Linked DNA regions of Homo sapiens: region 1 is linked to region 2. The links are chromatin contacts, found by Hi-C or POLR2A ChIA-PET in ENCODE. All regions are on one chromosome and are shown on one strand. Each heading gives the region's core, a stretch centred on a gene start or an enhancer-like site at or near the end of the contact. The rest is flanking DNA. Distances are from core to core; before and after follow the strand shown.

Region 1 (2,700 bases), core at 188-2,687, 850 kb after region 2:
CCCATCTCTACTACAAATACAAAAAATTAGCTGGGCACGGTGGTGCGCGTCTATAATCCCAGCTACTGGAGAGGCTGAGGCAGGAGAATTGCTTGAACCTGGGAGGCGGAGGTTGCAGTGAGCCGAGATCTCACCACTGCACTCCAGCCTGGGCAACAGAGCGAGACTCCATCTCAAACAAAAAAACAAACCAGCAAAGGGAATGGCGGGCGCCAGAGACCAGGTCCTGGGGCCATATGGAGAGCTAACAAGGAGAAAAGAGTGGCAAGTGAGTCTCTTCTGGCCCTTTGGCACCTGGGAACAACCAGAGAGCTTGGTCCTCTGGTGGCAGGAGCAGAGCAAGCAAGGGCAGCAGATTTCCATAAGGAAAGCGGCTCCTCCTCCCAGGGCTGGGTTTAACACTTTGCTCTTCAGACACTGTGAAGGGCTGAACCCTTGATAGTAAGTATGTTACCAGACTCCACCAATATCTGAACACGGCCTCTAAAGTTAGGGAGTCGGGGGAACTCCTGCACTATATTTCCTAGCTGTGTGCTCTTGAGAAAGTTACCTCGCTTCTCTGAGCTTCTGTTTCCTCAGCTACCATATGCAGATAAATAATAGCACCTTATGTCCTTGTGTGGTTGTGAAATCAAATGAGATCATTGATGCCTGAGGAGCACTTGGAACAGTACCTGGCACACATAAAGATCAGCTAGTAGGCATAGATATATAAATATCCATATGTGTTTATATAAATATGCATCTATAAATATAATTATATACCTCAAATTATACACATAAAATACAGTTGATCCTTGAACAGCACATGCAAGCATTGGGGCATCAATCCTCAAGCAGTCAAACATAATTTTTTTTTTCAATGACAGCGTTCTCGCTTTTGCCCAGTCTGGTCTTGGACTCGGGTACTCAAGCAATCCCCCAACCTCAGCCTTCTGAGTAGCTGGGACTACAGGCTCCCACACCTGAGTATAACTTTTGGCTCCCCTAAAATTTAACTACCAATAGCCTACTGTTGACTTAGAAGCCTTGCAGATAACATAAACAGTAGGTAAACACGTATTTGATGTTATATGTATTATATATTGCACTCTTACAATAAAGGAAGGTAGAGAAAATATTATTAGGAAAATCATAAGAAAGAGAAAGTGTATTTACTATTCATAAATGGAAGTAGATCAGGCATAAAAGCTGAGGAAGAGGGGGAGGAGGGAGAGGAGGGTTGGTCTTGCTGTCCCAGAGACAGCAGAAAATTCTCGAATAAACGTACTCTCGCAGTTGAACGCCCTGTTGCTCAGGGTCACCTGTATCTGTAAAATGCAATCTTAGTGGAGCGCTGACTATACGCCAGGCACTATTTTAGGCACTTTGCATGCACCTTGTGAGTGGGAGGCCCAGCAGAGCTGACTTGTGAGTTCTGGGACTTTTGGAGAGTCCCTGCGTCCGTCCGTGGGCGGGATCTCCAAGGTGAGGCCGGTGGCCCAGGTTTGGCAAGTTTTCTGCAGCTTTAACACACTCGGCTTCTGAGCCAGATCCTGTCAGGACACCTTCTTCAACCTGCCAAGCGGGGACCCACCCAGGAGTTCCTATTTTTTCCTGATTTGCTCTGAGAAGAGGCCGAAACACCGGGGTACACCCAAGAACGGAGAGGGCTTTCTCCCCACGTGTTAGCCAGGGGGCACATTTCCCCCGCGGCGGCCGCCCATGGCCGGGCCTTGGCAGAGCTGTCCCTCGAATCCGGGCCGAGCCGGGGCCGGCCCCGAAACCCGCTCTGGGAGGGAAGCCACGCCCGGCCCCAGGAAAGGAGCGACGGGAGGGCCCGCGGGAACGGCCTGGCCCAGGCCCGCGCGCCCTGCCCTGTGTTCCCGGGAGGCGCGGTCTCCTGGCGGCAGGGGAGTCCCGGGAGGGCGCAGGGCGGCGCAGAGCCTGGGATCCCCGAGGGTCAGGGCGAGCCGGCGGCCAGGGCGCGGCCGGGCGGGGAAGCCAGGGGCGGAGGGGGCGCGGTAAGCCCACGGAGGGCTGACTCATCCTGGCGCCGCCCTGACTCACCCGCGGCCGCCCTGGCAGCCCCGTCCTGCCGCGCCCCCTCGCGGCCACGCGCGGAAGCGCAGCCGGGGTGCCCCGCCCCGCCCCGTCCGCGCCCTCCTCGGAGCGCCGAGCTGGCTTTGAGCTCTGGCGAGAAAGCGCCAATCGGCGGCAACCCGGGAATCCAAGGACATATGGGGTGCATTGGAGTATTTTTCCATTTTCTTGTAGATAATGAGGTCTCGCTCTGTCGCCCAGGCTGGAGCGCAGTGGCGCGATGTCGGCTCACTGCAACCTCCACGTCCCAGGCTCAAGCGATCCTCCCGCCTCTGCCTCCTGGGTAGCTGGGACCACAGGGGCGCGCCGCCACACCCGACTAATTGTTTCGTTTTTTGTAGAGGCCGGGTATTGCGGTGTTGTCCAGGCTGGTCTGGAACTTCTGGCCTCAGCCCATCCTTCGGTCTCGGCTCCCAAAGCGCTGGGATTATAGGCATGAGCCACTGCCCCCGCGCCCACTTCTGCTTCTAAAAAATGAGTTTCAGGGCCCTCTCCTGGTACCCCAAGCCAAGGCCAAGTGGGAACTGGAAGCTGGAACAGCCCAACTACCCACCCAGCCTGCAGAGGAGAGACCAGAAATAGCCCTTAGCTTCCAGGGAGATGGCGAGTGACCTGATC
Region 2 (2,948 bases), core at 303-2,802:
CAATCTATCTAGTACGCAGCCCCCAGACTCCCCCCTCCCTTCCCACCTCCCCATCCAACCCCCCAGCTACTCTCTGCGGCCGGTTGGTCCTGAACTGGTGGGTGCAGTTCCGATGTTTAACCAAATTCTCAAGCAATTTCAAGGTATTTGGATTTTTTGAACCTGGGCCCTAACCGAAACGCGGAACGGCTTGCTTATTAGACACCTCGAACGACAGGGCAGGGAGGAAACGGGATACTCGCTGCCCTTCCCAGTCGCGCGTGAGTCAAAAGGTCCTGGCAGGAGATGATGTGAGGAGCGGCTGAAGTGGCAGGGAGGAAGGGATGAGGGGCTTGGAGCGGAGGTCCACCACGCAAGGACTCGGGAAGCGGGCAAGTGGGCAAAACTCTGCTTCCGGGCTCTCGATTTCTCGTTGATCACTAAGTGGTATTTTTCCCCCTTCTCTCGATGGCAAATGGGCGAAATCAAGATGACTTAACTTGGTAAATTTAGAGAGAACGGCTCGGAGCAAGTGAGGTCTAACGGGCAGCTAAAATTATCTCCAAATAAGAGATTTTGACCCCCTCCCCCTATCCTCTCCTCGAATGTATCCACCGGTGGGGAAGTGAGCGTCATTACTTTCGGGGCGCCACGAACAGGTTTGTTTGTTGCTCGCCTTTCCTGCTTCTCGCGCTGTCCCCGCGTGCAGACTGGTGGGTGCTGGGCGAGTGATTAGCTGCAGGGCCCCATCCTAGTTTGGAAGGAAGGGGTTTAGAAGTTGGAGGATGGGTGAAATGGGAGGCTGCGATCCATCTCCCTCTCCCTTCCACACTCAAGCTCCCGCAAACACGCGCGCGCACACACAGCCCCTCCCTAGTCCCTCGGACCACCCGCCCCCACGCCCCTCTACCTTGACCTCCCTTGACCGCCGACACAGCGTCCTGGGTGCGGGTCCCCGGGAGCGGGGAGTTCGCCGGGGAGCGATTGTCCTTGGGCGTGTTCGTGCTGTGGGGTGGGGGGAGGAGTGGCGGGTGGGCTTGGTAGGGGGTGGGGAGAGATCTGGAGCTGGAAGGGTCTAAGGTTTGGAGGAGGAGTTTACGCCTCAGACCTGATCCTCCTGAGGAAAAAGGCAGGAAAAGGCCCTGATGCCTTGTAAAGAAAATCTTGAAAGAAAAAAGATCAAAAAGAAAAATTTCAAGAAAAAGAACCACTAAGAAAGGCTGAAGACACTAACATGTAACCTGTTACGATACATTTAACGTTTCGTTTTTTCCTGGATCTCTAAAAGGGAACTCAAGGGTGGGGGTTACTGAAGAATACTACAGATTTGGAAGTTTTTGTTGCTGTTGTTGTTTGGTTTGGTTTTGTTTTTCAAGAGGGGCCAGGAGAAATGACCCCTTCCCCGCCACGGGTCCCGAAGTGAGGGCGGGGGGGGGGCTCTGGGGCGCGGGCGCGCGCGGCGCGGCGCGGGCCGGCGGGGGAGGGCGGCGCGGCGCGGAAGGGGTTAAGGCGCTGAGCGCGGAGCCATCTGGCCGGGTTGGCTGGTTATAACCGCGCAGATTCTGTTCACGGGACTCAGAGTTGAAGCTCCTCTCCCTTCCGAACAGCTCCGCGCACCGCCCCGCGACGCAGCCCGGCGCAACTACTTTCTTCTCTCTCCTTTCTTTCTTCCTCTCCTTTTTCCCCTGCTGGGTAGTGGCTGCGGCGGGGTGGGGGAGACTTTGAATGACCGAGCTCGCGTCCACCTTTCTCTTCATGTCGACGTCCCTGGAAACGGCCACACGGATGCCATGGTTACTTTTGCCACGGTAAGGGGAGGCGGCGGGCACCTTGGGTGGGCAGGTTTGGGGATGGGGGTCCACGTGGGGAGGGATTTTCCAGTGGACTGGTGCGGGGGGCCCCAGATCCGCATCCCGCCCCACCCCCATCGCGCCGCGCTCACTCACTTTCCCGGGCTTGTGTCTTCCCCAAAGTTTGCGCTGGGATCTGCTCAGGCCGAAGCGCAACCGCAGCCACCCCGCTACACACACACACACACACACACACACACACACACACACACACACACACACAGACACGGACACCCTTCTCCACCTCCTCCCCTCTTGTCCCTCGGCTGCCCAAGAAGCTTCCCTCAATCTGGGAAAGTGATCAGGTTTAAGGGACCTGGATTGGAAAGGGTGGGGGCAGAAGAGGGGAAATGGGGACGACGAAAGAGCAGGAAAGAGATTCAACAGAATCAACCACCCACCACTCCCAACCGACCCGCCTGCTCCTCCGAGAAAGCTCCTAGCGCATCCTATAACAAAAGGGGGTGGCAGACAGAACTCCGGGCGGGGAGGTGCCGCGGCAGCTCCCCTGCACACGCCCTGCACTCTGCCGGCCGCTGAGCCTGATTCTCAGCTCGCCCCAGCACCACTCTGGCCCGGGCGTGGGCTGGGGGGAGGGGACGCGCAGCTCAGGACCCGGAACCTCGCGTTCCAGTTTTGGGAGTTGGGACTCACTGCCACGCGCCGCGTACCTGCGTTGGAGTTCCCCGAAAGGGTTTTTTCAGAAAAGACCTCGCGCCCCGGGCTCCTCTTGGCCAGCGCCCACCCGGTGGCCACCCCACCCTGGGCCTTTGCGCAGATGTTGGAGCTCCGTACGCAGCCCGCACATCTGGGACCCCTCCGGGGAGCGGCGGGCACCCGGGCCCGGCCATCCCAGGGGATCTCCTTGCGGTATCGTCCAGCCTGTTCTCGGACTTTGAGCGGTGGCGTGGGAGGCCGGGAGACCTGGGCACCCGCGCAGCCAGCCAGGTCGGAGTTTAAAGGTCCCACGACGGACCGAACTGTCCCATTGCCCCAGAGCTTTACTCAGTGGTGGATGCTCCTGATGAAATTTGGGACGCTTGGGAGTTGAAGGTTAGGGACAGGAGGGGCGAGGGCCGAGGGCATGGGATGGGGGAGTAGGATTCTGCTTGTTGCTCT

Evidence for each region. Hi-C counts contacts between places; a loop is a spot of excess contacts on that map. ChIA-PET counts read pairs that join two places held with the same protein, here RNA polymerase II (POLR2A). Pooled maps may share reads with other maps.
Region 1: a map of sciatic nerve shows a loop between it and region 2 (13-fold over the local background). The contact joins the enhancer-like site here to the promoter of NTF3 in region 2. A Hi-C loop is called at or near these places in 1 of 168 maps with a recorded cell type or tissue (sciatic nerve) and 3 of 50 pooled maps. POLR2A ChIA-PET finds 5 or more read pairs at or near these places in 1 of 52 experiments (AG04450).

What each region holds. Positions count from the first base shown.
Region 1 is chr12:6,276,799-6,279,498 of GRCh38, forward strand. All of the region lies in intron 2 of LOC105369625 (a long non-coding RNA gene), which reads right to left. Among named protein-coding and RNA genes, the nearest start is that of PLEKHG6, 33 kb to the right of the region's middle. RefSeq lists a silencer at 1,716-2,195. Within about 2 kb of position 1,438, at least 32 of the 41 ENCODE cell types and tissues checked have a DNase peak (open chromatin) inside an H3K27ac peak, as active enhancers do.
Region 2 is chr12:5,430,556-5,433,503 of GRCh38, forward strand. It overlaps NTF3 (neurotrophin 3), which reads left to right and starts at 1,553. Exons shown (of 2, transcript NM_001102654.2): 1 at 1,553-1,787. The coding sequence starts at 1,770. RefSeq lists an enhancer at 2,370-2,895.